2 separate regions of the Mus musculus genome follow, and region 1 is linked to region 2. Evidence: chromatin loops called from intact Hi-C (ENCODE). Cell type or tissue: left cerebral cortex. All regions are shown on one strand. Each heading gives the region's core, and the rest is flanking DNA. Links, peaks and the distances in the headings are about the cores only. Region 1 has its middle 14 kb from the start of Gm33724. Region 2 overlaps Cdk15 (cyclin-dependent kinase 15).

Region 1 (16,379 bases), core at 3,947-8,946, 93 kb before region 2:
GGGTTAATGGGCAGGTGTCATTGTGAAGGACACGTCTTAGAATTCTGTTCTCGCCTTGTCTTCAGAGAGAAGTTCCTGGATCACATACGAGGAAGTCTGGAGCTGGTAAAAGGCTTGGGCTTGGTAGCGGCTGAGTAACTCAGTGGTCATTGCTGTGGGTGGAGGTATGGATTTCCCCTGGCACTCCATACCTGGGCCCCCAGGGGCCAATATTTCCTATGTAATCTATTTGCCAGCTGTGGCAGGGAGCTGTGGAAGTTTTTAATAGGGGGCTCGGGAGCCCAGAGAGATGGCTCAGAAGTTAAGAGAGTGCTATACTCTCTTCTGGAGGACCCAAGTTCCATTCCCAGCAGCGATGTTGGGCAGTTCACAAGCACTTCTAACTGCAGTACCAAGGCGTCCCACAACCTCTTCTGGCCTCTGGTGGCACCCACATTCACATTCACAGCCCCTCACAAAGACACATAACTTAAAGATAAATCTTTATAAAAAGGGAACAGTTTCTCTAAGTTGGACTGGTAAAGTAAAACAGTAACTGAAGATTATGCCAGCTGCCCTTTGGTCACAGGATCAGTATTAGGCATGGAAAAAAAAGCATTTCATCTTACAGAAATCCAGGTCTGGGGAATTCTGGTTATAGGGGTTGAAGTCACCAAGCCCCTCCTACAGTGAAGGTGCTCACACACTGGACTGGGCCTCACTTTTACCTTGGAGGAAACCTAGGCAAAGACTTGGTGAAGCCTCCACAGGAGGTTGTGCCAAGAGAGCTACTTAGTGGCCAAGTTCCTTCCTCTACCCACGGTGTGGCTGCCTCTCTCCTGGTGTGTTATGACAACTTGGAATGTAATCTCACATGTCAGCATCAGCTTTCCGGAATACCTGCTTCTCAGATTCTCAGAGAAGCCGGCGGTGGGGATGAAGGTGAGACAGGAAGTCGCTCTGGAGTCGCTGAGGCCACCTCTGGCTTTGGAGCATCCCCAACACCTCCCATGGAATGAAGTCTTTTAAATTGCCTTTTGGGAAGATTGACCGGACAGCTGGGTTGCCTCTGTCTGCTCTTGCCCAGCTTCCTGCCTGTAGAGCCTGTGAGAGGAATGGAGAAGCACCTTGGGGGAGCATGACCTGATTGAGTAGTGTGGGCACGGGGCTGGCAGGATGCCACAGAGGTTGCCTGTGAGCAGGCTGCAGGGTGGTTTTTCTTCTTGCCAGAGAGGCTGGGTGACTGGGAGAGTAAGTCCTCTACTTAAAAAAAACTAGCCAAGGTCCCTTGGGCCTGTCCTATTGTCTGTAGCCTCTCATGTGAGGAACCGTCCTGCTATTGGACTTGGACCCTACAGTCCCTGCTGTGACTGATAGGAGACAGAGGCCCTGGGAGGAGAGACCTGTAACTTGTGCCAGTGTCTGAACTGCAGGAGTTGGCATCTGGTATTGAGGACATTGACCTGCTACAGTACCTGTGAGAAGTGTCACGGGTGGTTGTCCTAGATTCCCCCAGAGACTAAGGCTTCGAGATCTGGAATATCTTGCCAAGGTCACAAGAAAGTAAGGTTCAAGGTGAGGCCTGGCCGGCGCTGTTTCATGTGGCCTTGAGATAGTTACTCACCTTCCTAAGCTCCTTCCTCATCTCCAGAGAGAGAGAGAGAGAGAGAGAGAGAGAGAGAGAGAGAGAACAGGATAATCCAAGTGAGGGACTCAACTCTCTGCTCTCGAAGATGCTCAAGGCAGCAAGATTGCCTTCATCTCAGCTTGTCTCAGTTCTACTATGCTTAAGAACATTATTCGCACATAAATTTATATTTGCATATAAACAGATAATATGCATGCTTTACTCTGCATAATCATAATAATAAAATTATTATTATGGGGCCACAACTCCCACACTAACTACACAGAGACGTCACAGTCCAGGACCACATAGTTCCTACATGCTGCTGGACTATGGCCTTCCACTCTCTCTTTCCTTGTCTGTCTTGATAACAAATCTTTTTTCCATTTTACTGAAGCTGATGAGAGAAAGTATTAGTCCAGGATGGCCCTCAAAACCCTAGTCTCTACATCCTGGTGTTCCTGCCCTTTCTGCATCTGCCTGCTGCCAATCTGAATATCCCAGCTGTCTTTGGACCTTCTGTGAGAAAGAGGGCATGCCTCCCCATGAATGAATGAAATCTCAGATTCCTGCCCTTTCTGTTGTAAGCTGATCTGAGGAGCAGACACAAGCCTTTCCCAGCCCCGTAGCTGTGGCCAGTAGCAACTTGAACTGCAAAGACTTACTATCAATTGTGTTATAAGGGCCAAAGGGATTTATGGACATTTTCTGTGCGTCTGTGGACATAGAACCGTAGTTCCAACTGAACAGAGCCAGAGGAAACGCAGTGGGCCTTGCTAAATAGAAAGAATGAGTTCAATGTATACAGAGTGAGGCTGAAGACAGAAGGAAAAGGGTTCACCCTGTTAAATATTTACAATTTGAGTCCAAAGATGATGGCAGAGGGTAATTTCTGTAATATATTCCTCCCTCTAAACCCACCTTGCATGAAAAACTGCACCAGGCACAAAACACTGCTCATGAATATTCATGGGCAAACTCCCCTTGCTATTTGGAAATTGGGTCTGGTGCTAAAACTCTACCCCCCAACCCCCAAAGGCAGCCCTCTGCAGGAAACCCTGAAGCTGAGCAGACAGAGTCTGCCTTGCAGTTGGGTCAGAGGGCATGGCCCGGGGAGGGGTCAGCTCTGTTTCCACTCTGTGCTGTGAAAGCCGAACCTTCATGGAGCTTTTCGAGCTGCATTTTGGGCTATTTAGCTTCAAAAACAAAAGATTTATTTTCCTCCTCTTCTCCTTTTGGGTTTTGTTCTCCCCTGGCAGCAGTGACACATGTGGGTCTGGAAGCTGGGAAGGCCAAAAAAAAAAAAAAAAAAAAAACCACACTCCCTCCCGAAGTGGAAAAAAAAAGGACAGACTCTAAATGTCTAAACGGAAAGAGAACCTACCCTGAATGCCAGAAGCCAGCACAAACATTCCCAACACTCACCATGGCTTCTTCTCCTCTTTTTAAGAGAGAAAAGAAATATTTGCACGTGTTATGTGAATGCTCACAGCACACCTTGAGTGTACAGCTGTGTACAGGGGGTGTGTGGGCCTCCTGCTTGCTGCAGTAGCCCAGGTTAGGTCTCCCTTATCTGTCAGATGGGCCTATGGTTGGTTCCCTTTCATAGATAAGAAAACTGAGACCTAAAATTCTGTCTCTAGTCACAGGGACCTTCTCAATAGATAAACTAAATAATTTGATTTTTTGTTTGTTTTTCGAGACAGGGTTTCTCTGTATAGCTCTGGCTGTCCTGGAACTCACTTTGTAGACCAGGCTGGCCTCGAACTCAGAAATCCGCCTGCCTCTGCTTCCCAAGTGCTGGGATTAAAGGCGTGCGCCACCACTGCCCGGCAATCTAATTTTAACTGCTTGCGGTCTCATTCTCTCAATCTGAGGGAAAAGGACACCCTCTAAGCTCCATGCAGACCTAACATCGGTCTCTCATGCTGGCCCTTCAGAGGAAAGAGTCAATCAAACGGGTGCCAGAGCATGACTGACTATGCAAGAAATCACATTGGAGCTCGGGTCCCTGGATGGAGACAAGGACTGTTTTCACACCACTCTCACACACTGGCAGGATGGCCGTGCTATCCATCTGGATTTTCTCTTTGGAATACCGTGGAGGGGAAGCGGCTACTAGCCTTGAAGATTTTGTTCAAAGCTGCTTCTCCCCTGTCACGGTTAGCGGCGGTTTGAAGCTGACCACTGCCTCTGCCCTCTGTTGAGGTGGTGTGAAGCCTCTCTCTGTATGCAGTGTCTGCTTGGCGAGTGTTGTGGATAAGAATCTGTAATTAGGTCATTTGTGGGGACTGGTGACCTCAGACATAGCAATGCCCACTTTCAACTCATGTTTTAGTTCTTGGGTAAAACGTTACATCTCAGTTTATGCAACCCAGATACAAGCTTTTTCATTCTGGCTAGTTTGGATGTTGCAAAGGGACTGCCTGGCCTGTAGCCATCACAGGTTGAGGTCCCATGGCCCAAGTCTAAAAGCACAGAAGCTCTGGTTGGGTGGCTGTGTGAGCCCTTTGGAACTGAAGTCACAACCTGGCGTTCTCTTGTTCCTTTGGCCTGTGCACAGGAGAGACCAGAGGGCATAGGGGAACCAACCCCATTTGGCAGCTGTTTTACTTCCCAGGTTCTGGTCTGTTGGCACATGACATCATCAGAGAAGCTGCCAGAGGTGAACACTGGGAAATGTCTCTTTCTTCTGACCTCCCCTTACACTCTCTACCACAGCACCGTGGAGGCAGATGGCCGCAGAGGTGGGGTGGTAACTAAATCAGCAGGCTGGACTCCAGGCTGGGACTGCTAGGTTCTGACCTTTTTATCTTTGTCCTCTTTCTCATCTCTAAGACCAAAGCACCTAACAGAACAACTTAAAAGAAAGGAGGATTAGTGTGTGTGTTGCTCATGTTTTTTGGAGTGTGCAATCCATGGTTACTTGGCCCTGCGTGCTTGGGCAGAACGTCATGATGGCAGTAGCGTGTGACAGAGGAACTTCAGGGCTGACGAGAAACAGAAGAGGATGGTGGTCCTCTTAATCTTTTATTCCAGCTGATGGGGTGGTATCACCCACACACGGGGTGGGTCTCCCACACTCAGTTAATCTTCTTTGTAAACGAGGAGGTATGCTTCATCCATCTCCTAGGTAATTCTAGGTCCGTTGAGTTCACAGTGCAGATTATTCCTCCCTCTTTCACAGAGGCATCTTCGCAAGTGGGTTTCCTCAGTGTGCCTGTCTGTTCCAGGTTAATGGCACTCTCGGTTCACAGTGGTTCTAACTGTCCAGCCTCCTCTGTGGCTGCAGAATATGCGTTGAGAACTTCCTTCCTCTCTGAAGTTTGGGTCAAGGCCACATGCTCTCTCATGGTAGAAGGTTGAGGAGTCGCCCATGTCTTGTTTTACTGGGTGTTGTTTTTCCATTTTTCTTCAGAAATGTGGGAGTTTAGTCAATCTGAGAATTACACAGAGAAAGGGAGACTCCTGTGACTCTTCTGTGGGTTCCTCACCAGAGCACAGTGTGCCAACAGAGCCATGGGCTGTACGGCGGCTTTTAACAAGCTTGCTCCCAGAGACCACCAGGTGGAAGAACTCTGATTCTTAGCAGAGTCAAGCTCCAATCTGCAGGGCAAAACAAGGAAGGAGGCAGGCTCTAACATGCCTACACTGCCTGAAACTGATCTTAAGAACCCACCACTCCCGACAGCTATGCAAATCTGTAAACTCCCTTCCACCAGGTTCCCTCTAATGGGAGAGTCATGTCAGAGAAGATACTATGGCACAGCCATGACCAAGATAAAACTGGACGAGTGTCCCAACATGGTATGTTTATAAGTGAGCGAATCAAGATTCCACCCAGAACTCTGTCATGAGCTACGGTCCTCTGTAAAGACACACATTTGAACACCTAGGACTCTGTCTTGAGCTACGGCTGTGTGCGAGGACACACATTTGAATGAACAGGAGTGGCCTGACCATACTGTTTTCTGTTGCTGGGCTATGAGGACAAAGAACCAAGGAGTCTTCCATTCTGATAAGTGATCTGGGTTGACAATATGACTCTAATTAATCCACTTGCTAATGGACTGCCTCCCTTTAAGATCCTCAGTTGAAGATGGTGGCAGATACATGTTTTGGGGAGTTCTGCAGATACTTGGAAATTTAACGAGAGGACACAGGGTACTGTACTTATTGTTTTTGGGTTCAGAGAGTGTTCTTTCACTCGGCGGTTTTCCCATCGCCACTTTTTCCTTTTGCCTTCTGCAGTCTCAGCAACTGTAAGGACTGTGGTGAGACACTGTGTTTCACAGACAAGGAACCCAGATCTTGCCAAGTCCACAGCTGGGACATAGGTGAGCCCAACTGACCGCGTGTGTGGACTGTCACTGCACCTAGCTAGCCCATACCAGACTGGAGATGAGAGCTTCTCTACCAGTCTGCTGTAGAGAGAAAGGGCATAGAAGTCAGAATAGTGTGGCCCTGTGTGTGTGTGTGTGTGTGTGTGTGTGTGTACTGTTGTAGTTATCTCTGCGTTGAGGTGGTGTGTAGTGGTATACAGTCTTGTGAGAACATTTTATTTTATTTTGTGTACAAAGGATATAGCCTAGGACCTTGCCCGTGATAGGCAATCACCACCCAGCTTTCTTTTAATTTTTGGTTTGAGGTGAGGGTGCCCAGGCAGGCCTTGAACTTGCTGTCTCCTAGCCTCATGAGTAGCTGCACCTCCAGGCTTGGCTTGGGTGGGTTATCTGTGACAGCAGGAGAGTAGGGCTTTCTTATGCTTGGCCGGTTATTCCTTGGCTAGCAACTTAGCTCCTCCTGCCAAAGTCCCAACCCTTGCTGCTCCCCGCCTGCCACAGACTTCCCAACAGAAAGAGATAGAGCAGCTGCCTCCCCATCTCTTTGCTCTCTGACTTTTTTTAAAGTCCCAAAGGCTCTTGATGTGGGGCTGGGCCCAGCTGTCAGGCTCACACAGTGCTTGGAAGCAAGATGAGGGGCTCTCAGCAAGGGCTTTGGGTATAAGCGGGTGAATTTATAAAGATCCTTCAGTTGGGCAACCCTTGTGTACAAAAACTATGCAAAGAAATGAAGGATCTGATTAAACTTTGCTAATTTCACATTGGAGGCTACTACAGTAATAATTATAGTCACATAGACTTATGTATCAGGTTTAATTGCTGTATGTGAATTATTTAACTTAATATTCAGAACACCCTTCAAGAAGCTTTTTGGTTTTTTTCTTCCCTTTCTTTCAAACCTTGTTTCTTTTCTTTCAAGACTTGTTGCATGCTAGGTAAGAACTGTCACTGAACTATGTTCTAGCCTAGTACAGGTTCCCTGCTTTGTAAACCCCATCCCCATTCCAGTAACAATGCCCACCACCATTCCTGACAAGGCCAAACTTCTCTGACTCCTATTCCCAGGTAATGCAGCTCAACATCCCTTATCTCTGAACCTGAGGCTGACGAGGCTACTGATGCTTCGTGGCTCAGCCCATAAAGACCTCAGCTGCGTTATATTTAGACCACAGTTTCCAAGGCTGTTTTGAATAACCCAAGAGTGAGCTTGATGGCTGGCAGGTGTTTGCAGCAAGAAATCTTCTCCTTTTCCGGTTTCTAGAGATTGAACCCAGGGCCTTATTGCATGCTAGGCAAGTAATGCTGAGGAATTCACACTGAGCCCAGACAAGACAATGGGCTATTTACAGGTGTCCTGTGGGGTGTGTGATGGGAGGGGCACCAAGCGTTGACTCCAAGAATTTCATCTGTCTACAAAGAGGATGTCTTAGGAAAACTGGAACCTAGCTCCTTTCGGATTCTTTAAGGACAAAAGGAATTCCTTGGGGCTCACACAAGTCTGTTTCTGTTGGCCATTCAAGAGAAGTAGGCGCTCATGTTTGTCCCAAGCCAAGTTCACACAGACATATCACCTTTATGTTGGCGTGTGTTTTGGATCCCCCCAGGCCTCCCTCCAGGAGATGGGAGACAGGAGGAGCCCGAAGGAGGTTATTGGGAGTCTTTGTGGTTTCAGTCATAGACCTATTGATAGTTTGGTGTCATTACTGATCTATTCAGGGAAGACCTATGCAGGGAAGACTCAGTTACAGAAATAGAAGACTACTGAAAAGAACCTTGCATTCCCAAAACAAAAGCCTAAAGGCCTGAAGACAGCAGAGACTAGATTTGAGTATTAGCCTACTGCAGAGTAGTTCAGAAGCTTCTATTCTTGCTTCTGCTTAGCCCTTCACAATCAAGAACAAGAGCGGGACATCCTCAGGACTTTTTTTTACAGCAAGTTAGACCCTAACCTGCTCTGAATAGAGCTCTCTTACCATACCACGGCTGGGCAAGTACTGCAGAATGCTAAGGGGGGCTGAGACTATATAGCCCTAGTGGTAGAACACTTAACTAGCCTGCTTGAAAGCCCAAGTTGAACCCTAGAGCCAATCAATACAGAAAGCAAAACCCTTCTTCACTGATGCTTCCTTCATGAGTCATGAATCCAGCCCATACTTTTTTCTCCCTGTGATATTGGGAATTAAACCCAGGACCTTTACCTGTGCTAGAGAGGTGCTCTACGACTTAGCTATATCCTTAGCCCTTTTTGCCTTTATATTTTTGACCCTGGATGTAACTGCATATGTAGGCAAGGAGTTTGGCTACTCTGTTTTATGCTCCCAGCAGGTTGTGCTCCCAGCCACCCTGAAGACCAGGGAATCTTCAGATCCTTAAATGAAAGACACACACACACACACACACACACACACACACACACACACACTAGCTTATATTTAATATGCTGTCTATCTCAATGGCTAGGCACTTCTAATCTTCCGCTTGCTGCCACAGGCCAGTGGCCACTTACCTGAAATCTCACATGGCTGGTTGGCTTTATCTCCCGAAGCTCCTGTGTCCATCCGTATCCTACTGTTTCATGCACATTTCTCCCTTCTCCTCCCTCCAGCACCCCAGCCTGTGCAAATCTAAGGTTCCCACCCCATCTCCCTTCATCCAGCCATTGGCTGCTGGCATCTTTATTGATTGATCAAGAACCAATTGGGAACAAGGCCCTTTAGCATTTGGACACGAAGATTCCCGAATGAATCAAAGCATCAGAACCAATCTCCAACACCAGGATCTTAATAAATTGCCCCCAGATTACATCATCAGGCCCACTCTAACATGTGTTTTCTAAGGCAACCCACTTTCTGAGCACTAGAGAGCTTCAGAGTTAAGGAATAGTATAATATATAAAATATACATTATATAATTATATATACTTTATATTAAATATGCTTATATTTTCATATATTTTTAAAAGTTAATTGGTTAATTTATCAACATTATATATAATTACGTTATATTATATAATAAATTAATTTATCTGCTAAGGGAGTCTTTCCTTGTGAGAGCGATGAGATAGGCTGACTCTATGGCAGGCTTTAAATTGGTAGTCCAATAGACGAGGCCTAATCACTGGGCAAGTTCAGGCAAGCCCAGGAGGTGACTGGGCATCTCTCCTACCTTATGCTTTATATAGGGCTAGGAATAACTCCTGAACTTTAGGTCTCCCCCGTAGAGATCCTATATGGGAGGCCCCCTCTCATACTACCTAACCTCCAGTCTGATATCTTAGCTGCATATGACCAACATAAGTTTTAAAAATCCTTGGAAGCCCTCCATGAGTTCCAGAAGCAACTCTGACTGCCATCTCCCAGGCTATGAGTCTGCTCTTTCCCCTGACCCCCATCACTTTGAGCCAGGGGACAAAGTCTGGATTGAGAGACATAACCACAAGACTTGGGAACCATGCTGGAAAGGAGCCCACCCTGTGATCCTGACCATGCCGACAGCTGTCAAGGTGCACAGGAGCTGGAGCTGGATGCACCACTCCCAGATACGGGAGACAAGACCTGACAGTTGAGGTCCCAGCAGAAAATACTTCCAGATGAAAAGCCACAGGAATGATGGAAGGTCACCCCACATCCTGTCGATCTTCTGAAACCACGACTCCAGCGCTCCTGATCCTGCTTGCTTTCTGCTTTCTCTTTGCTGCACCGGCCACTGCCCCCACTATCCCCTGAATCAAACCTGGCAGATGATTAATGCTGCAACTGGTAAGACTGCCAGCTCTACCTCCCACTAGACTCCTGCAGGCACTTGGTTTCCTGATCTTCATGTAGACCTTTGTGACTTGGTAGATGAGGGATGGGACCCTTGGATCAACAGCCCTTTCCTGGTTATGGTAGCAACACTCCCTGCCCACCAACCACACACACACACACACCAGAGCTGAAGGAACACACAGTCTCAGGCCTTTAAGACTGCCAGGGACATTCTGGGGATCGGAGCCATGAACCAAATGTGGAGGTCCAGAGTCCTTTTTCTTTGTAGCATGGGGATGCAAATCTACTGGTGGATAAGCTGGAAAACCCCCATCAAAGATGACCTTGTTGCTGTGACCCAGTTTAGAGATATACAGACATCCAGAGCTGGGTCCCACATAAGAAAAGACACCCAGCCTCCTAGGAGAGAGACTTGTGGATCTTGTTTTGAGCCCCTTACTCTCTGGGTACCCCAGGGGGAAATGCAGCAGTCTTGTCATCAGGTTCACAGCAGCTGGCAGGAAGGCCGGTTGGACTGCTGGTAAGCCATGGGGACAAGGACTTTACATCTCTGGCTATGATCCAGGACTCGTATTTACTGTCCAACTGCTCCAATGTAGCCTTGTGAAACCCATGTTCCCCTTAGGCCCCAACAAGTTATTAACAAGGCCAAACCAACCATCCCACCACCCCCCAACCTCTGCCTCTACCTTGTATTACTCCCTCATCAGGACCCACCACCTTTCGCCCCAGGAGGTCTCACTTCATCTAACCAACTGCTCCCTAAAACCTCCAAACAATCGAGTAAAAAGGGTGGCCATTTCCATTGTAGTACTAGGTTCTCTCCTTGGCGTTGGGCTGGCCGGAGCTGCTAGTGTAGGGGCCTCAGCCCTAATACTCTAAGATAAAAATTATAAGGCCTTATGGATGGTGATAGATGCAGACACACAGGAGATGTAATATATATACAGAAGTAGTCTTCTAGAACTGAAGAGGTCCAGACTTGCTATTCCTCTATCAGGGAGGAATTTGTACAGCCTTAGGTGAAGAATATCATTTCTATGCTGATCACTCAGGGGTGGGCAAAGAATACATGGCCTTAGTCAAAAAGAGACTCCTTGAGAAAAGAATAGAAAAAGCCAGAACAAAACAAAACATCGTAACAGTCTCAGGTTAGTATGAATCCCTCTTGAACTGCTCTCCTGGGCTGACCACCTCTCTCTCCTCTCTTATCCTACTGATGTGAGACTTTACTTTTGATCTCTGTGTAATCAATACTTTAATTAAGTTTGTTAAAGATATGATTTCCACTGTTCAATTGATGATTCTCAAATAACAACACCAGCCCATAGAAACATTAAAAACATCTCAAAGATTCAAGATGGCCCATTACTGAAGGGGGATAGGTGAGAGTGATAAGATAGGCCGACTCTATGACAGGTTTCAAATAGTCCAGGAGACTAGGCCTAAGAACTGGGCAAGTCCAGTCAAGCCCAGCCAAGTCAGTTACTAGAAAAAAAACCCAGTCTCCAGCCCCCATGCTCCAATGATTCTGGAATGCCAAGAGAGTGAATAAAATAACTCTCACCTAACCCGGAATTCCCCTAATATGCTTTAAATCGGGCCTATAAGCTCATTTTGGACAACCCCCACCCCATGATGGCCTTCTGCAGAATAAAACGCTCCTTGCTCTCACACACTATTTGAATATGAGATATCATTCTTTGACAAACAACAGACTGTTACACTTGTCTCTTTCATTTTTCTCCCTGGCTGACTACTTAACCCAAGGAATGCTAGGATGTTGACAGTGATGGGCATACGTGGTGGCCTGTCTCAGAATCATAGAGCAATTGAGATGGGTGCTAGCTCTCTGTGGGAAGTAGGGTCCTTGATACAGCATGTGTTAATTGAGTTCAAAGTACCTCACTCAACAGCCTACAAAACGAGTAAAACAAGTTGGAATAGAGAGTGATGACCATTCACCTGGTAGGAGGAGTAATTCATGATCCCTCAGTGGTTGGGATGGGGGTGGCAGTAGGGAACACAAAGGGGCGTGAGCCATACTGATTCAGTCAGTGATGCTGTCAGAGAAGGTCAGTCCCAGTGAAGATGACCTCATTCTCTTTCTAACTCCTACTGTAAGACTTCACGAAAGTCTTGGGCCAGGGCAGCACATTCTTCCTTTGGAACCCTTCCCACTCTCCAGAGTTCTTTCTTACTTTTCTTTTCTAAATCTATATTGATATTCCTGACTCTTTATCTCCATTCCCTTATTCTTCTTGAGATAATGAACGGGGAAGCTACTGGTTCTAGCTGGCTTGGGTGGCTCTTAATTGTCAAGCACCCTAGTTAAACTCTGTGTGGTAAACTCACCAAGAGCTGAGAGAGGATCCATCTCACTCTAAGAATCCATGCAATCATGAGGACATGTAGACATGGACTAAAGAGGCTTAAAGCCTTGAGATTGTGGATGTTAGAAGAAAATTAGTCCTTGTAACATCCCTCAACCCTTTACATCTCCGAATTACCTTCTCTGACCTCATTTCCTGTCTCTCTTCCCATTCCTCGTCTGCTGCAGGCATGTTGGCCTTTTCCTTGCTCCTTGAGTACACTGAATATGATTCTAGGCTCAGGCATTTGTACTGGCTCTTTCTTTTGTCTGAAACGATTTGCCAAAATCTTTAGCAGTGTCCTTATCTCCTCTGAGTCTGTCCCAACAGCACATTGTCACTTACTAAAGCTCCAGCCTCTAGGCTCCTCTCCCTGAGTAGAGGGACTTTTGTTTTGTCTACCTGCCAGAGTTTGGGCAAATAGTAAGATTCCCAAAGCATGTTTCTTTAAGGCAGCAAACTCCTTGGATATGCTTCTTGGTGCAGGAGAGAGCGAGTCATTACTGATAGGTAGGGCTTATGGAATGAGGTCATAGCCAAGGTTACTTAGTTAATTAATGCCAGGAGCAGGGCTTGAACTCAGGGCAGAGAAAATATCAACCTCCAGATACTCCTTAGTCTGTGACCTTAGGAAACCTTTACAAAACCCAACTTCCTCACATGTAAAATGTGAGGAAGAATCAGAAGAAAATCAGATCATTTCTCCTCACAGAAACTTTAAAGATGGAAAAGTCTGGAGATTGGAAAGATGGCTCAGTAGTTAAGGGCAGCTACTGCTCTTGTAGAGGACCAAAGTTCAGTTTTCAGAACTCACAACTGCCTGCAACTTCAGTTCCTTTGAGGATCAGACACAGGCCTGTGTGTGCATCCCTCCCCCACCCCACCCCCCACACACATACACACATTCACACAATTAAAATAATAAAATCTCAAAATCAGACTCAATAGAAGCAAAGATGAAAGGGCATATAAGTTCAGGGCTCTCCTCAAGGCTGTTTCTTCAACTAAACCTTTCCTGGTTGCCTAAAGCAGTCCCTTAGACAGTTCTGGATTGAATGAAAAGAGTTGACTCCAGTGAACTCAGAGGTCAGGCAACACAAAGAACAAGAAAGGAGAACATGATGGAAGGCAAGAAGGAGCTGAGAAGGAAGGTTGGCAGTGTAGCCGTGGTCTTGGGAATGTAGCAGCTTTGATCCAAATACTCCCTGCTCCAACTACTACAACTGCTACAGATGTCCCACACAACAGGGTTCAGTGGTGTGTGGAGGCCTCCTGTGGCCAGAACCTCACAGTGATGCACTGTTTCCATCACTGTGGCCGCCTGTTGAGCGTGGAGAAGCCACAACGATAAAGCAAAGGAGAGCTTCGAAGTATCAGAGCACAGGAGAGGTAGGGAGAAGGCCTCCCAAAAACCAGGCTCTTAAACCCAGTCTGTGTTTGGAAGTCAGCAAAGCAGCCATATGCAGCAGTTAGCCACCCAGAACAGCTGTCATTAGCTGACTTCTGTTGGATGACAGTGGCTGATGTGGGGACTTAGTGACTCGGCCCTATTGACTGTGGAAGCTCTGTATGCAGATTGGATTTAGGGAACTTTCATTGTTATACAAATGTGTGAATTAGAGTAGGTGTGGTTCCCTCAGGATTGCTCTGCCAACACTTAATGCACCACCCCCAAAAAGCTCAAAGCAAAGCAAAAAAAAAAAAAAAAAAAAAAAGCCCAAAAATGTATTTAACAAATGAGTGTTCCACTGAAAATCCATCAAGCACACGTAGGGTAAAGTCCAAAACAGGGTTCATCCTTTGGGCACCTCTAGGCCATCCCACAGCCTGGAAGCCCTGAAGCCTACATCTACCTCCTCCAACATCCTTCATCTGAATCAGGGGATGAGATCACTGTCTCGAGGACAATCTGATCTAGGAGCTAAGAGCGACTTTGACCACTTTTAGAGTGAAAAACTAAAAAGATCGTATTTTATGACAACTAAAGATGATAGGAATTTAGACTTCAGCATCCACGATTCAGATTTTTCTGGAACACAGCCATACTCATTTGTTTTCCTGTTGCTTATGACCAGCTGTGCTACAACAGGCAGAACTGGGTAGTTAGAACCCAGACCGCCTAGCCTGAAACCTTCCGAGTGCTAATCAGCTTTGTGTACTTTACGTACTTTCCTTTTGGTTGGCAGTGTTGGAGGTTCCAGTCCCTTGTCAGTTGGCCTGTTGCTTTTGGGGCTGCAGTGAGGGCCAGTACGTAGTAGGGAGGAGGGGAGGAGGAGGAAGGAGGGGAGGAGGGGAGGAGGAGGAAGGAGGGGAGGAGGGGAGGAGGGGAGGAGGGGAGGAGGGGAGGAGGGGAGGAGGGGAGGAGGGGAGGAGGGGAGGAGGGGAGGAGGAGGAAGGAGGGGAGGAGGGGAGGAGGGGAGGAGGAGGAAGGAGGGGAGGAGGGGAGGAGGGGAGGAGGGGAGGAGGGGAGGAGGGGAGGAGGGGAGGAGGGGAGGAGGGGAGGAGGGGAGGAGGGGAGGAGGGGAGGAGGGGAGGAGGGGAGGAGGGGAGGAGGGGAGGAGGGGAGGAGGGGAGGAGGGATCTCTTACATCATGGTAGCCTAGAAGCAAAGACAAGAGAAAGGGGTGCTTAGATCCCATTGGCTACTTCAAGGCACACCCCTCCCTTTTGGACCTAAAACCTCCTTCCCTAGGCCTACCTTGTAAAGGCTTCCACCACTCCCCAGTAGTGTCAGCCTGAAGACCAAGCATTTAACATACAGGCCTTTGGAAAGACACCCCGAGCCAAAGTTCTGCATTCACTACATGGTTATGTTTTTATACTGTTTGGAACTATAGGGGATGGCCTTTCCAGAAAATAAATTTTGATTCCTCAATATGGGCATTTTCTCCGTACCCTCAGGTAACTATCATAACCCCAAAAGCTTTTATTGATATGTGAGTTTGAGGTCAGAAGTCCTCTTGGATGTGCCCCAAACTTTCTGGATAGTCATTGTCTCTGGGAAGGCAGGACAATTCCACCTGTTTTCCTCTATACCCTCTACTCTTAGGTCCACACAAGGTTAGGTGCATGATGGGTGAACAATAAATACTGGTGCATAGATGGGGAGCATTTTAAGTTGTTTCTTCCTAGTTGAAGAGATAAAGATGGGATAGAGATTTAGCTCAGTGGTAAAGGGCATGTGCCAGGTCCTGGGTTTGGCCTAATCCTAGGACTGCAAGAGATTAGAATTAATTAGAATTAATTACATGTGTAGCCTGGAGAAAGGGCTTGATTAGGCTTAGGCAGGAGGTTTAAAGAGTCCTTGAGTTACTGAGATAAACCTGGTGAAGACCAGAGCTGCTCCTGCATCCAACCCCAGGGTTTGGGATTTGCAAGGACCTGTAGGGTTTGTGTAGAGGATTTAGGACTGACTACATGGGCAAGTCTCAGAGTGGGCGATGAACAAGGTATAAAATGCTTTCCAAAGAGATAGCAACCACAGCTTTTCAGTGGACAGCAGTTGGAGGCTCTGCCCGTAGCTTGTTTATTCACTTTCTTTACACTACACTCAGGAGAAAGCAACATCCCCGCAATGGCTGCAAACATGGCTGTTTCAAAACTAAGTTCTGTTCTCCAGCCTTTACCATGAAAACAGCTCCCAAATGCCTCCTGTTTTAGGGCAGGATTCTCTCTTGCCTTCTGGTAAGTTGCACAGACAGACAATTTCACTGGACCTCACAATGTCCCTCAGCATCCTGAGAAGTGTTTCAAAGACCACAAGGAGGTCCATCCACCTCTAGGCAGGCCCTGTACAGGGTGGGAGAGTCCTTGTTACTCCACCATCGGAAGGCGGCCACACACGTTATATTAGACACTTGACTCATTGCTGCAGTGAGATACTCAACGGATGCAACCTAAAGAGGGAAGGAAGGGTTTATTACGGCTTACAGAGCTGTGGTAAAGTTCATCGTGTGGGTAAGGTGTGGTGGCAGGAGCTTGAGGCAGCTGCAGTCAGGAAAGAGCCGTGAATGCCTGTGCTCTGCTCAGCCTGCTTCTTCTACCTCAGCCTGTGGATGCTGCCTGCCTCTGAGGTGGGTCTGCTAGCTCACCTCAGTTAATCTCATCTGGATAATCCCTCAAATGCATCACCAGAGCCTAAGTCAGTCCAGATCCTGTCTGCCAAATTGCCACTATTAACCAGCATATGTTTATATGCCGACTAAAACATCACCCTTGACACCTGTACATTGATTCATTAACCAAATGAAGTATCTTTTTTTTTAATTTATTATTTATTTCATGTGTATGA
Region 2 (16,379 bases), core at 6,385-11,384:
AAATCGGGAAAGTCAGAGGTAGAGATCCATGAGAAAGTCACAAAGAACAGGGGACCACCACAGGAGTGACACTGGTGCGCACACATGGAGGATAGCCCAGGGGTTTCCACCAAGAGACAGGGCCAAGCTGTGCTTGCCAACACTATTGTTGGGAGCCGCCCCCACATTCGCCGTCACAAGATGGCGCTGACATCCTGTGTTCTAAGTGGTAAACAAATAATCTGCGCATGTGCCAAGAGTAATTTTCCACTACATGTACTCTGCCTTTACTCGGCCATGGGCTGCAGCCAATCAGGGAGTGATGCGTCCTAGGCGAAGGATAATTCTCCTTAAAAGGGGACGGGGTTTCCGCCATTCTCTCTCTTACTTGCGCTCTCTTACTCTGCGCTCTTGCTCTGCGCTCTGGCGCGCTGGCGCGCTGGCGCTCTGGCTCCTAAAGATGTAAGCGGGGGGCTTTCGTTTTTGGGGCTTGGGGCTTGCGCTCCTGGCTCCTGAAGATGTAAGCAATAAAGTTTTGCCGCAGAAGATTCTGGTTTGTTGTGTTCTTCCTGGCCGGTTGTGAGAATGCGTTTAAGAGTTGGTGCCGAAACCCGGGAAGAAAAACTCGGGACGGGAGTTAACCATCACCGGCGCAAGGAAGATCCCTCATTCCGGAACCAGAACTGCGGGTCATGGTAATGAAGGTTCCCGTAAAGCAGACTGTTGAGAAGGATTCAACTGCGTGAATTCAGAACTCTTCAGCTGGGGAATGGCGGTAATAAAGTGTTCCCGTAAAACAGACTGTTGAGAAGGATTCAACTGCATGAATTCAGAACTTTTCAGCTGGGGAACAGGAGTACCAGTGAGTACAGCTTTACAAGGTAAGTCTGGTCTTAAACTTTCTAAGGAAAGTCAAGACAGTCTATCAGAAGTAAAGTGGAAAATAGCTTTACAAGGTATGTTTGGCCTTGAACTTTTTCTAGTGTTAGGAGCCCTTTTGTTCCTTTTCACATGTTATCAAATGATTAAGATAGGGCTGAAAATTCTAGATAAAATTCAGGACAATCTATCAGAAGTAAAGCGGGGAGAGAGAATAGGAGCAAAGAGAAAATATGGTACACAAAATAAGTATACAGGCCTTTCCACGGGTCTTGAACCTGAGGAAAAGTTTAGGTCAGGTAAGAATACCTGGGGAGAGATTGGAAGGAAGGAGAAGGAAAAAGAAAAGAAAAAAGATCAATCAGCGGAGGTTTCTAGGAGAAGGAGCCTATACTCATCACTAGGTGAGCTCAAGGAGCCAGTTTTTAATAGTTCTGAATCAGATGAAAAGGCTATTAGGGCCTGGAAGGCGCTCTCCCGAGCAGGTGAAGCCACTGGACAATTAACAAAGATCGTCCAGGGACCTTAAGAGTCCTTCTCAGATTTTGTGGCCAGAGAGACAGAGGCAGGCTCTTGCAGCCTACAAGGTCTTATTGTCCACCCTGGAGTTGTAGATCAGGATTGTAAAGGGGAACTTCAGGTTCTCTGTTCTTGTCCTCAAGTTGTCTTTTCTATATCACAAGGGGACAAAATAGCTCAACTAATAATTTTGCCAAGCCTACATGGCTGTTTTTTCTTCCTCTGGTATTCCTAGAGCTGCAAGAGGGATTGGTTCTACTGAAAATGATTCTGATTACTTAATAATGCCTTTAGATTGTTGTCAAATTTTATCTACTCATGTAGGGGTAAACCCTCGTGGCGTCAGGCCATTACAGGTCTGGCAAATGGGTGTCACGCATATTTCCTCCTTTGAGAGAAATCAATATTTACATGTTTAGATAAGAAGAGATCACCTCCATACCTTAAATGATTTTCAAAAGCTGTTGGGAGATATTAATTGGCTCAGACCTTTTTTAAAGATTCCTTCCGCTGAGTTAAGGCCTTTGTTTGGTATTTTAGAAGGAGATCCTCATATCTCCTCCCCTAGGGCTCTTACTCTAGCTGCTAACCAGGCCTTACAAAAAGTGGAAAAAGCCTTACAGAATGCACAATTACAACGTATTGAGGATTCGCAGCCTTTCAGTTTGTGTGTCTTTAAGACAGCACAATTGCCAACCGCAGTTTTGTGGCAGAATGGGCCATTGTTGTGGATCCATCCAAACGTATCCCCAGCTAAAATAATAGATTGGTATCCTGATGCAATTGCACAGCTTGCCCTTAAAGGCCTAAAAGCAGCAATCACCCACTTTGGGCGAAGTCCATATCTTTTAATTGTACCTTATACCGCTGCACAGGTTCAAACCTTGGCAGCCACATCTAATGATTGGGCAGTTTTAGTTACCTCCTTTTCAGGACAAATAGATAACCATTATCCAAAACATCCAATTTTACAGTTTGCCCAAAATCAATCTGTTGTGTTTCCACAAATAACAGTAAGAAACCCACTTAAAAATGGGATTGTGGTATATACTGATGGATCAAAAACTGGCATAGGTGCCTATGTGGCTGATGGTAAAGTGGTATCCAAACAATATAATGAAAATTCACCTCAAGTGGTAGAATGTTTAGTGGTTTTAGAAGTTTTAAAAACCTTTTTAGAACCCCTTAATATTGTGTCAGATTCCTGCTATGTGGTTAATGCAGTAAATCTTTTAGAAGTGGCTGGAGTGATTAAGCCTTCCAGTAGAGTTGCCAATATTTTTCAGCAGATACAATTAGTTTTGTTATCTAGAAGATTTCCTGTTTATATTACTCATGTTAGAGCCCATTCAGGCCTACCTGGCCCCATGGCTCTGGGAAATGATTTGGCAGATAAGGCCACTAAAGTGGTGGCTGCTGCCCTATCATCCCCGGTAGAGGCTGCAAGAAATTTTCATAACAATTTTCATGTGACGGCTGAAACATTACGCAGTCGTTTCTCCTTGACAAGAAAAAAAAGCCCGTGACATTGTTACTCAATGTCAAAGCTGCTGTGAGTTCTTGCCAGTTCCTCATGTGGGAATTAACCCACACGGTATTCGACCTCTACAGGTCTGGCAAATGGATGTTACACATGTTTCTTCCTTTGGAAAACTTCAATATCTCCATGTGTCCATTGACACATGTTCTGGCATCATGTTTGCTTCTCCGTTAACCGGAGAAAAAGGCCTCACATGTGATTCAACATTGTCTTGAGGCATGGAGTGCTTGGGGGAAACCCAAACTCCTTAAGACTGATAATGGACCAGCTTATACATCTCAAAAATTCCAGCAGTTCTGCCGTCAGATGGACGTAACCCACCTGACTGGACTTCCATACAACCCTCAAGGACAGGGTATTGTTGAGCATGCGCATCGCACCCTCAAAGCCTATCTTATAAAACAGAAGAGGGGAATTGAGGAGACTCTACCCCGAGTACCAAGAGTGTCTGTGTCTATGGCACTCTTTACACTCAATTTTTTAAATATTGATGTTCATGGCCATACTGCGGCTGAACGTCATTGTTCAGAGCCAGATAGGCCCAATGAGATGGTTAAATGGAAAAATGTCCTTGATAATAAATGGTATGGCCCGGATCCTATTTTGATAAGATCCAGGGGAGCTATCTGTGTTTTCCCACAGAATGAAGACAACCCATTTTGGATACCAGAAAGACTCACCCGAAAAATCCAGACTGACCAAGGGAATACTGATGTCCCTCGTCTTGGTGATGTCCAGGGCGTCAATAATAAAGAGAGAGCAGCGTTGGGGGATAATGTCGACATTTCCACTCCTAATGACGGTGATGTATAATGCTCAAGTATTCCCCTGCTTTTTACCACTAACTAGGAACTGGGTTTGGCCTTGATTCAGACAGCCTTGGCTCTGTCTGGACAGGTCCAGACGACTGACACCATTAACACTTTGTCAGCCTCAGTGACTACAGTCATAGATAAACAGGCCTCAGCTAATGTCAAGATACAGGGAGGTCTCATGCTGGTTAATCAACTCATAGATCTTGTCCAGAAACAACTAGATGTATTATGGCAAATAGCTCAGCTGGGATGTGAACAAAAGTTTCCGGGATTGTGTGTTACTTCCATTTAGTATGAGAAATTTACTAGGGCAGCTAATTTGTCAAAAAGTCTTTTTCAGTATATGTTACAGAATTGGACGGCTGAATTTGAACAGATCCTTCGGGAATTGAGACTTCAGGTCAACTCCACGCGCTTGGACCTGTCCCTGACCAAAGGATTACCCAATTGGATCTCCTCAGCATTTCCCTTCTTTAAAGAATGGGTGGGATTGATATTATTTGGAGATACACTTTGCTGTGGATTAGTGTTGCTTCTTTGGTTGGTCTGTAAGCTTAAGGCCCAAACTAGGAGAGACAAGGTGGTTATTGCCCAGGCACTTGCAGCTCTAGAACATGGTGCTTCCCCTGATATATCTATGCTTAGGCAATAGGTCGCTGGCCACTCAGCTCTTGCATCCCACGAGGCTAGACTCATTGCACAGGATAGAGTGAGTGTGCTTCAGCAGCCCGAGAGAGTTGCACGGCTAAGCACTGCAGTAGAAGGGCTCTGCGGCATATATGAGCCTATTCTAGGGAGACATGTCATCTTTCAAGAAGGTTGAGTGTCCAAGTGTCCTTCTCTCCAGGCAAAACGACACGGGAGCAGGTCAGGGTTGCTCTGGGTAAAAGCCTGTGAGCCTAAGAGCTAATCCTGTACATGGCTCCTTTACCTGCACACTGGGGATTTGACCTCTATCTCCACTCTCATTAATATGGGTGGCCTATTGCTCTTATTAAAAGGAAAGGGGGAGATGTTGGGAGCCGCCCCCACATTCGCCGTCACAAGATGGCGCTGACATCCTGTGTTCTAAGTGGTAAACAAATAATCTGCGCATGTGCCAAGAGTAATTTTCCACTACATGTACTCTGCCTTTACTCGGCCATGGGCTGCAGCCAATCAGGGAGTGATGCGTCCTAGGCGAAGGATAATTCTCCTTAAAAGGGGACGGGGTTTCCGCCATTCTCTCTCTTACTTGCGCTCTCTTACTCTGCGCTCTTGCTCTGCGCTCTGGCGCTCTGGCGCGCTGGCGCTCTGGCTCCTAAAGATGATGTAAGCGGGGGGGCTTTCGTTTTTGGGGCTTGGGGCTTGCGCTCCTGGCTCCTGAAGATGTAAGCAATAAAGTTTTGCCGCAGAAGATTCTGGTTTGTTGTGTTCTTCCTGGCCGGTCGTGAGAACGCGTTTAAGACACTATCAGCTTGTGGCCCTATGAGAGAATAGTCCTTATGATTTGGAATCTGGCCAGGGTCACCTAAAGGCCTGGCTGGCTCTGCACCTGGTTTCACTTTAAACCCAGATTGCTGTCCCTTCTACTCATGGCAGAGGCTCAGTAGAGGAAGTACTCCTGAGACACTTGGGTGTGTCTGCACTTGGCTTTGGGGAGTGTTCCGCCAGCCTTCTGTGCATGCAAGCAGAAGCTAGCTGTGCATGAATACCTTTTAGGGTACGATGGTTCTGGGAAAATCTACCATCATACCGTTTGCTCCTTGAGACTGACTGAGAAGAGAATTCACCACTAATATGACAAATCATCCTGACTTAGCAAGAAATGTCACTTCAACACTGAATATCTTGCACCCCAGGAAACCTTGCAGCCTTTGGGAAAAGTGGGTCTGTTGGTCAACTTTCGCCCTGATGTGTCTTTCCAGCTGACATAGAGGCCTGCCCGGCTAAGAAAAACGATGTCACCAGAGTTTTTTATTCCACCAGTATTGGTGGAAATCTTCAAGCTGTTATTCAGGGGGCCACCACAGCTCCATGGGTGGGAGAAGTGGTCATAGCATCCTCATCTCTTCTCCAGCTTAGGAAGTAGGGTTCCAAAGGAGGCTGCCCTCGGAGTGGGGAGAAAGTCCTAGATCCCAGACAAAGGCAGACCCTGTTCCCTTCTGCAAGCAGCAATCGATCAATCAATCGATCAATTGCCTGTGGTTCTGGGCCTGCTCACCTTCAGAGATGTAGGTAACCTCACCTTTTCTTTTCACCAACATTTGTTAACCCCGACTAGGTGGTGTCTCTTCCTGTAGGAAGCCGAAAGGTCACACATTTCTGGCTTTAGCTTCACTCCCGAAACTGCAAACAGAGACTCCTCTGTAGGGAGGAAAAGAGAAGAGCATCTATATAGTATTTCCTGAACTCTTCAATAGTACACATGTTTTGTCTGCCTGTTGTAACATCTGATACCCAAAGAGATGTTGAAATAGGCAAACTGACTATACTGACTTGGGGTATGTTACTGCATCTGTAATAGTTGTCAAGTGCACCCTATTTAACTCAGTTCAGTGCACACTTGCCAAGCACTAGCAGATGAAACTGGGGAAGGGTCTGGCACCCACGGGGAAGAGTTAGAGAGGTGTGCCAAGGAGTGTAGACTGTACTCCCACCAGGTCAGGCAGAGAGCAGCATGTGGGCTAGATATCCTGAGGAAGGTTCAAAACTTTGTCATATACCCTCGTCTCTAAACATAGTCTAAAGAAACTCTAAGGCATGGCTTTCATAAAATAAAAAAAATTTTTTTTGTTTGAAATATCTTTATGTAGTCCCTTCATCCTTACATCCTTACACAGATGTTCTTTGACTTACCATGGGGATATATCCTGGTAAGCCACTGTAAATCCTTGGGTTCAATCCCCAGCATAAAAGAAATACAATAAATATCATAAATCAAAGTGCTCTTTTAATTTATTTTTTATTTCACGTGTGCGGGTATTTTGCCTATATGTATGTCTGTGCACTGTGCATGTAGGGCCTGTGGAGGTCAATGGGGCATTAGGTCCCCTGAGATGAGGTACAGATGTGCTATGGTGTGGGTGCTGGGAATGGAACCTAGGAACTGGTCCTCAGAAAAAACAGCTCTTGCTTTTAATCACTGAGACATCTCTCCAGCTCCATCAAAAATGTATTTAATAGGGCTGGAGAGATGGCTTAGCAGTTAAAAGCACTGGTCGTTCTCTCAGAAGTCTTGACTTCAATTCTCAGCACCCACATGGTGGCTCACAATGGGCTATAACTGTAGTCCCACAGGATCTGATACCCTCTTCTGGTGTGCAGATACACATGCAGACAAAATACCCAAAATAAACAAATGCAAAAATACATTTACTAAGACCCTATCTTAAAACAACAATAGCAAACATTTAACATACCTAACATATGGAATGTCAGAGTTTAGCAATGCTGGACACTGCAGAATGCCGGTTCTTTCTGCCTTGTGACTGTGCTACTGGGAACATGTAACAATCTGCCACAACCCAGTGTGGAGAGAGTGGATTGCTAGACCCCAAAGTGACCAAAACTTGGAATAAAGACATCTCATGGGTCCTGGATCCAGAGCTACTGTGTCTCTATATTATACCTAATGTGGTACACACGGTGTAAATAGTTACACAGCATCTTAAAGAAAATAACAACAAGAGAAAATTGGCCTATGTTAGGTACTTTCTATGTTAGGACACACTTTCCCCTGAATATGTGGGGTTGTCTGAATCTGACACTGACAGGTATAGTCATGGAACCCATAGGCATGGAAGGCCCATTTAATGATTTCTCCTGAATGCATATGGCTTTCACCCCATTATAATGTATAAATGACTCTTAAAGAAAAGCATTGCCCTTCAGGGGAAGTCTGTATCTGATTGGGTGGGCTCCCTGGTAGTTTGCAGTCCCACAGGCACCTGTGTAATAACATAACCGCTGTCTCTGTGGGCACTCAGTGAGCTGATGGGCCAAGTCCTTCCAAAGTTAGCGTTCAGTTAGGGGACTCATCTGCACGAGAGGGGAAGAACAAAACTTCCCAGCAGATTGCTGTGAGCTAAACACAATCGAATGTGTGTATGAGACGCCTTCCATAGTTCCTGACACGAAGTAGGCACTGAACAATTGCCGTTGCTGGGGCATGAGCAGGGCAGGTCAGGAGCCCAGGTCACCAAGCATGTGCACAGAACTTGCTCTCAGCATCCTTGCACGCAGGCCCTGCTTTTCCAGGCCCATGGTCTGAGTAGCTCATAATTTATCAGAGACAGCGCTTCTATGCTTGGCATACCAAAGGCATAACATGTTGTAATGATGCTGTGTGCTTGAAGCTGTTCACACCCAAGGGGAAAGAAGAAGCCTTCACTGCTGGCTCTGCCTTGCTTGGTCTGTATCAATGCTGTGGGAAACCTGCAGTTCTGACATCTTTGGTTTAAAATAATAGATTTGCTAGGTTGGAATGGGGAAGAGGATTAATGTTTGCTGATCCAAATAAGACATTTTTCACAGGGTTGCTATAATATTCCCTTTTGTACTCTCTCCTCCAGCTTACACCACAGCATAAACAGCTAAACAGTAAGATAGACATTGCGTACACTTAGCAGACTCTTTGTCAACTCAAATCTGGGCTGATTTAGGAGTTTGTCTCCAGGAGAAATCCTGCCTCGGAGACAGTGGCATGAAAAGCTCGGGTTACCCTGGGGCTCCCTTGCCCCTCAAAAGCAGGGATAGGAATGGAGTGGAAGAGGAGAAGAAAGGGAGGGGGAGAGGGAGGGGGGAGGGGAAGAAGGAGAGGAGGGAAGAGGGGGAGGGGAAGAGGAAGAGGAAAGGAGAGGGAGAAGAGGGAGAGGGAGGAAGAGGGGGACAGAGAAAGTAAAGAGAGAGGAGAGGAGAGGAGAGGAGAGGAGAGGAGAGGAGAGGAGAGGAGAGGAGAGGAGAGGAGAGGAGAGGAGAGGAGAGGAGAGGGGAGGGAGAGAGGCTGAGAGAGAGAGAGAGACTAATCAAAAGGATTCAAGTTGGCTGTGGATTGCCAGACTCTCCTTCCTAAGTCACAGTAAAAGAAAATGTAAAAGCGGGGAAGAAAAAGATAGGAAGGAAAGGAGAGAAGCTAGGAGGCGGCAGACGGCTCTCCCTCAGTGATCTCAGCCAGGCAAGCCCTTCCACTCCGGTGACTGCTCATTAGCTTAGTGAATCTGACAGCGTAATTACCACGGTGGCTTTGCGCTTAGAATAAATAAATACGAAAGTGGGTGCTTAAAAGTTTTTTGAGAAGGGGAATTCAGTCATCTAGACTGTCGGTAAGACAAGTTTATTTAAAACTTTTAGATTCTTATGTATTTAGATCATTTCAGAGGAGATAATGAGATAGTTGTCTCTCAGCCTAATTGAGTTCCTGGGCTCCTGGCAGCTGGCTGTCACCCCTTTCAAACCTTGCTTTGACTCTCTTCCTTAGAAATCCGATCCCAGTGTCTCCGTTTACTCTCCCTGCACTGATAACCTGGGGAAGCCCTGCGTACTGAAGTGCAGAAAGTGACTTCATGGGATTGGGGTGCTGAGTCACCAGCACAGGAAACCAAATCTCCCTCAGCCTGCCTGGCTACAGGAGAGAGCGGGAGTCGCAAGGAGTCTGGGGATTAATCTAGCCTTGAAGAGTTTCTTTGCTGTTTCCCTGGTCATGTGATTTCCTGCTGTCCTTGCACATCATCAATTCATCAGCTACGGCTGCTTACTGTGTTCGATTACTCAGAACACACACTTCTGCATGAGAAGGCCAACTTCTTGGCTCATGTGGAGATATGGCAGCTTCATATCGTCAAATCCCAAGGGATCTCAGGGTACCTTACACTGAAGGTGCTAACTAACACAAGAGTGCACTTACAGCTCAGACCAGGGGCACAGGACACAGTCATCTCCCATGGAAGCAGATGGTCTTGTCTTTTAAAGGTAATTAGTACCTATTTGTCTTTCCTCTCTACCTCGCCTGTCTCCTAGAACCACACTTATGCGAAACCTCATATTTAGTGAGCCAAGGGTTTCATAAATGTTCAGTTCATTCTGGGTTAGAAGAAACTAGTGTTAACCCATTGTGCAGATGGGGAAAATCAAGGCTTATGAAGGCCAGAGGTGCATCTGGAGTCTGGGAAAGAAAAAAAAAAAAAGAACAAGAAAACATAGGCCTTTAATTCTCAGTCCAGAGTTCAGAACTCTTAAACAATTTTTGCTTTAATCCATTCTTAAAAACCAAAAAATATGTCATCACCAGCATTACAGAAAATTCTGAAAAGGAGGGAAAATGATCCGCAGTATTCTAGAACGTGTTTATTCTCTACATTAACTTTCAGTTCTGTTCACATGCAAATAACCTTTCATAAGTACATTATAATATGCCATTTTATATTCTCAATTTTGTTTTTGGATTTTGAGTCAATGTCTTACTGTATATTTATGGATGGCCTGAAATTTGCTATATAGACCAGGCTGGCCTTGAACTCACAGAGAACCACCTGTAGCTGCCTTCTGAGTGCTAAGCTAAAGGCATTTGCTGGCTTTTCTCTTTTCCTTCCTCTTCCTCTCTCCTTTCTTCTCTCTCTCCTCTCCTCTCCTCTCCTCTCCTCTCCTCTCCTCTCCTCTCCTCTCCTTTCCTTTCCATTTTGGAAGATGGCATTGCTATGTGACCCAGGCTGCCTCTCAGATCCTGGGATTAAGGTCATGTGCTGCCCTTGGGCCTACTTTTCTGGTGTATGTAGCTTATGGCCTTATGTGCTTAATTGTTTCCAGTGCACCTCACACTCCTGTGAGCAGCTGCAAATGGTACACAGCACTGTGTGCCCAGGCAACACATTAATATTTATCCAATCCATTCTCCAGGGCTCAGTAATTAAATTATTTTTTACTTTGTAATGTTCAAACCACTATGTGTGTGTGTGTGTGTGTGTGTGTGTGTGTGTGTGTATCACATTTGTATACATCTAGGTTTTGTTTTGCTTTGTTCAGTTTCTTTAGTCAGCGTTCCTCTATAAAACCCTGGCTGTCCTGGAACTAACACACTCTCTCTCTCTCTCTCTCGACCAGGCTAGCCTAGACTGCAGAGATCTGCCTGCCTCTACTCCCTGAGTACTCTCAACAAAGGCGTGCACCACCATGGCCTGGTTTGTTTGGTTATTTTTAAGCTTGCTCAACTGTTTAGCTAGGTAATTTCAGGGATAAATAGATCTTGATTAAAAAATATGAGCAAATCTGTGTAGCTCCTTTTACCTAAGGTTGGTTGAATCTGATATTGATGGAAGGCACTGTCCCTGACCCACACTTCTGTCAGCAGAAATGCTTAGATTGGCTCCTCACCTGCACTGGGAGTTGTTGGGTTAAAAGAAAAGAAACCTGGGCTGGTGAGATGGCTCAGCGAGTAAGAGCACCCGACTGCTCTTCTGAAGGTCCTGAGTACAAGTCCCAGCAACCACATGGTGGCTCACAACCATCCTTAAGGAGATCTGACTGGTGTGTCTGAAGATAGCTGCAGTGTACTTACATATAATAAATAAGTAAATATTTTTTTTAAAGAAAGGAAAAGAAACCTTAGCAGTTACTCGGTTTTATTTAGACCTCACCTTCACAAACTGTCTCCCATGTGATGTATGCAACTTTGCTTTGTTTCCTCTTGAATAAAATTGCTATTTTATGCCTTGCTCCCATTTTCATTTGATTCTTGTTTTTCTTGCAGAATGGTTACAGAGTGAAACAAGAACAGTGACTGCCATGGAGTAAGAACTCTTAAGATCCAAGGGTGCTGCGGACAGCATCATGAAGAGTGAGAGCAGCAGACACTGGGCCCTCACAGCACAGGGGAAAAGGCGCTGGGACAGGGTGTGGATTTCCATAGCATAAGACATTGAGGTGTCACCTAGTCCACCTGGGGAAGGCGGAACCTTTCCCAGAAAGGCTTTACAAAAGCAGCAACAAGCTGGGACTAGGGGTGAACCATGACTCTAAACCAGTCTAGCTACAATGTTCTTGGTAATGGAATGAATTTTGGGGAGAGTGGGCTGGAGCCTCGTGTGAGTGAGCCTTGGCTCCTCCACTTCCAATTGGGTGACTCCACTATCAACCCCAATTTCTATTTCCTCTTTTTTTGTTTGTTTGTTTTTTTGAGACAGGATTTTCTCTGTATAGCCCTGGCTGTCCTGGAACTCACTCTGTAGACCAAGCTGGCCTCAGACTCAGAAATCTGCCTGCCTCTGCCTCCCTAGTGCTGGGATTAAAGGTATGTACCACCACTGCCGGGTCCTATTTCCTTTTTGTTTGAGACAGTCTTCTTAGGTAGGCTAGGCTAGCCTAGCCTCACCCTTGCCAGCATTCAGCTCTCTTCTACCATGTGGGGCGTCAGGCCTGACAGTAAGTGCCTTATCCACGGAACCATCTCATTGGCCCTCAGTTTGCTTCTTAATTGATGGCTTTTAAAATATTGCTTAATAAAAAATTTAAAAAGTGGAAAAAGGGGCCTGGCAAAATAGTTCAGTCTATAAAGCACTTGCTGTGTAAGCCTTAGGACCCAAGTTTGATCCCCAGAACCCACATAAAAAGTCAGGCATTAAGCCAGCCAGTACGCGCCTTTAATCCCAGCACTCGGGAGGGAAGCAGGTGGATCTTTGGGTAGTCAAGGTGGGAAGATGACTCACAAGTTTGAGGCGAGCCTGGTTTACTTAGTAAGTTTCAAGCCAGCCAAAGTAGCAAGACTCTGTCTCAGGAAACACACACACACACACACACACACACACACACACACACACACAGGGCAGTGGCAGACAAGTCTCTCTTCTTTCTTCCTCACATCCAGACTTTGAAACTTGGCCTTAATTAAACATTGAGTAAACTGGATACAAAAACAATGCACAGGCTCAGTGGGTAAGAGAACTTACTGCTCTTCCAGAGGATGCTGTAATTTCAATCCCAGAGGATCCAATGCCCTCCTCCACCTGTGTGAACACCAGGCACACACATGGTTCACATACGTGCACACTGGCAAGACATTCATACACATAGAATAAATATTTTTTTAAAAAGCAATAAACATGGGGAAGGGAGTAGGAGGAGAATATAGAGGAGAAACTGTAGTGGGGATGTAATATTAAGTATAAAATTTAAAAAAAAAACAATAGAAATATTTCTACCTTTAGTTGGAGCAAATTCATTGAGAGAATGAAACGGAATCCCAGTGATAGATATCAGTGATAATGATATCTGTCATTGCATTTCTAATCTATGCAAGAATCCAAGTCCAAAAATAAATAAATAAATAAATAAATAAATAAATAAATAACAAACAGAAGTAGCTTGAAACCATACAGGAGCACACAGGGCACTTCCTCAGGCATGCTTCGTGGAAGTTTAAGTCACTGTGAGAACATATGTTTGAAGAGAGAGAACGCTGTGTTGTGTCAGCTTCAAGATCTTGCCACTGTTCCTCGAAGATGGCAGCTCTAGAGTGACACTGAAGGACACTAAGGAACATGCAGCACCAGGGACAGAGCAAAGAGAACATGCCTAGCATGTACTAAGCCCTGGTTCCACCCCCAGCACCTCAGGAACTGCGAATGGTAGACCTGCCTATGATTCCGAAACAAGAGGAGCAGAAGGTCAGTTATGAGGACAGGTCAAGGCCAGCCTGGGGTACATATAACCGTGTCCCCCCTGCCTGCCCCTCCTAGAAAAGTGTAGGACATCTCTTTCCTTAGATTCTCGTTTGGTCCTAACCATGCAAGAACATCAGCTTCATTTTAGAATCTTAGGGTGTGTGTATGTGTTGTGCGTACCCACATGTCTACAGGAGCCAGTGAAAGATGCCCAGTGCTCCATCAATCAATCTCTTTCCACCTTAGTTTTTAAGGCAGGGTCTCTCACTGAAGCTGAAGTTTGGCAAGGCTATCTGTCCCAAATGCTGAGGTTACAGGCCATGCCTCACTTTTTTCTTTCTTTATTTTTTTTCTTTTTTGTTTGTTTGTTTTCAAGACAAGTTTGCATTGTCCTGGAACTCACTCTGTAAACCAAGGTGGCTTCAAACTCAGAGACCATTCCCCCTCTGCCTCCTGAGTTCTGGCATTAAAGGTGTGTGCCATCATACCTGGCCCATGCCCCACTTTACATGAGAGCTGAAGATTTGAACTCAGGCCCTCATGCTTATAGTGAAAACACTCTTGCCCACTGAGCCAACTCCCCAGCCCACCATTCAAGATCCATTCACATTCTCCTGGCCCACTACAGTGGCGTTAATCTCTGCATATGTTGTCAACTGGGTCACATCCCTGCCTTATCCATTGCCTTAGGACTGTATGCTCTTGGAGGATAACATCCATGCCTAAATCTTTGTTCTGTTCTCAGCATCACACTTACCAGTAAATGATGAATAAATGGAAACATAATTTGCCCACTATGTTAGGACACTATGCTGGGTCCTGAGTTTTAGAGATAAAAATAAGAAGAATGTTATAATACCACAATAAGACCCAATGAATGACTAAGTGAGAGAAGCAGAACTTATATTTGATATGTATATGGTGGGATAATTAAAGAAATTTAACCTAAGGCTAAGGCTCAGTGGGAGAGCAGTTGCCTAGTGTGTGTGTGAGGTCCTGGGTCCAATCCCAGGAGAGAGAGAGAGAGACAGAGAGACACAGAGAAAAACAGAGAGGTAGAGAAACGAAGAAGCATGAGCTCCACCACGAGGACCCGAGCTTGAACCTCAGCATCCATCCATCCATCCATCCATCCATCCATCCATCCATGTAAAAACCACCGAATCTGGTGAAGCTGGTTGACCGCTGGTCGCGGTGACACACAACTTTAGTCCCAGCACTCTGGAGGCAGGGCAGGCAGATCTCTGAATCTGAGGATAGCCTGGTGTACAAAGTGAGGACATCCAGGGCTTTACAGAGAAACCCTGTCTCAAAACAAACAAACAAACAAAACAAAGACCAAGACAAAGCAAAACAAAAAACCCAAATAAACCATGGTGGCGAGAGCTTCTAGCATCAGTGCTGGAGAGGCGACTAGATCCATGTAACTTGACTGTGAACCAGCCCAGCCTAAGCAGTGAGCCCCACATCCCAGTGAGAGGGACTGTCTCCCATCTCAGAAATCAAGGTTGACAGCTCCTAAGGAAGGACACCCAGGTCAACTTCCATACATGGATGCTCATGCACATACACACACACACACACACACACACACACACACACACACACACACACACCAGTTAAGGACACCTAGACTAGACAAGTGAGTTTGGACAGTGATGTCACAGGATCATCAAATGTTTAAAGACCTGACAATAGAAGAAGACTTGAAATTTTCACTCTTTTTGGAGTGAAGTGAAATATGGCTCTGATGTTAACTTGGCAGTGGGAATGAGTTCAGAACTCTCAGAGTGGAGGTGTGAGTGGGTGGAGGGAAGGCAGAGGAAAGGGTTGCAGGCTTTCCCTGCCCCTGTGCAGCCTATAGAACATTGTTTCTACAAAAGTATTTGTGGAGCATGGCAAGCCTTTAAACTTCAAGATGATTTTTTTCCCCTAAGATGCCAAGACGTATTTTAAAGGAGAAGCAGGGATTTAGTCCAGGAAGGAATGGTAGAGACGGATTCAAACCTGGATTAGGATAGAAAATGAGTCAAACAGAGAGAGGGAGAGAGAGAGAGAGAGAGAGAGAGAGAGAGAGAGAGAGAGAGAGAGAGCGCCTTTGATGTCTTGATGATCAAGAGCTGGGGCTTAAGGACCAGACTCTTAAATCATGTGGCATTTACTGGCCCAGATTTTTTTTTTTAAAAAAAAATACTCTTGTGGATCAGTGTGTATGCTCAAAATGGCGAGCTTCCAAAGTCAGTCTTAACTCTCTAATGGTAACATTTGGAAGGCTTCCTGTAAGAACGGAAGGGAGCCATTTCTAGAAGGGGCAGCTTAATGATTTTCTACTCCCCTACCCCCAAATCGTTAACCAGTGTTCCTTTCCCAGAGCCCAAGTTCATGCTGAGGGCAAAGGGAATTAAGCAAAGGGCTGAACCTGGAGCTAAGATTAGAGAGCTGCCAAAGGGCCTAATTTTAGGTCCTTGCTGCCCCAGCTGACAGGCTGTACTGCTGGCTCGGCCATGGGGACCACAGTGTGGCCATGAGCTGGTGCCTGGGTGGGGAGAGCTGTTCCCTGGCCATCTGCAAAAGCAATTAGCTCACTGATGGGTGTGTTTTGAGAGGGACTACCAATAATTTCTCCTTCAACAAATGTTTCTTCAGGTGTTCAAGGGTCCGGGAGGGAGAGCGTCAGGGCTTGGCAGACATTCCCGCAGGCTCGCCCGCCCTGCATTCTAATGCTGACGTTTTCCCACTTAACAGTGATCTCCACATGGGAACCAATCCTGGAATTCCTGGGTTTTCATGGCAAATCACCCTTGATCAATTTCCTCTGGCTCTAAACTTACTGCCACAACCCAGGGACAGTGTCGTTGGAGACTCAGCTTGATGAAAATCGGCAGAGATTGATGGGGACTAGTCTTTGATTTTGTGGGGAGTTTGCACAGCAGCCTTCTGTGGGGATTTGGGCTGTCTGTCCTCTGGTCTCCATATATTTTCCACTTACAGGCTTCATGCTTAATTGTCTTCTTC

What was found. Peaks named below come from ENCODE experiments on the same cell type or tissue, not always from the same donor. Only the 100,000 strongest peaks of a DNase experiment are listed, where the experiment ranks them.
Region 1: it touches region 2 in a loop (2.0-fold over the local background); 2 of 42 quality-filtered maps call a loop at or near these places.

What each region holds. Positions count from the first base shown.
Region 1 is chr1:59,424,333-59,440,711 of GRCm38, reverse strand. No RefSeq gene overlaps it. Among named protein-coding and RNA genes, the nearest start is that of Gm33724, 14 kb to the right of the region's middle. In left cerebral cortex, for the core only: no CTCF peak of the experiment used is centred there; a DNase peak (open chromatin) is centred at 6,372.
Region 2 is chr1:59,333,947-59,350,325 of GRCm38, reverse strand. Cdk15 (cyclin-dependent kinase 15) reads right to left here. Exons shown (of 14, transcript NM_001033373.3): 13 at 5,960-6,078. The coding sequence ends at 5,969. Among named protein-coding and RNA genes, the nearest start is that of Gm51625, 26 kb to the left of the region's middle. RefSeq lists enhancers at 8,280-9,464, 14,893-16,379. In left cerebral cortex, for the core only: no CTCF peak of the experiment used is centred there; a DNase peak (open chromatin) is centred at 9,216.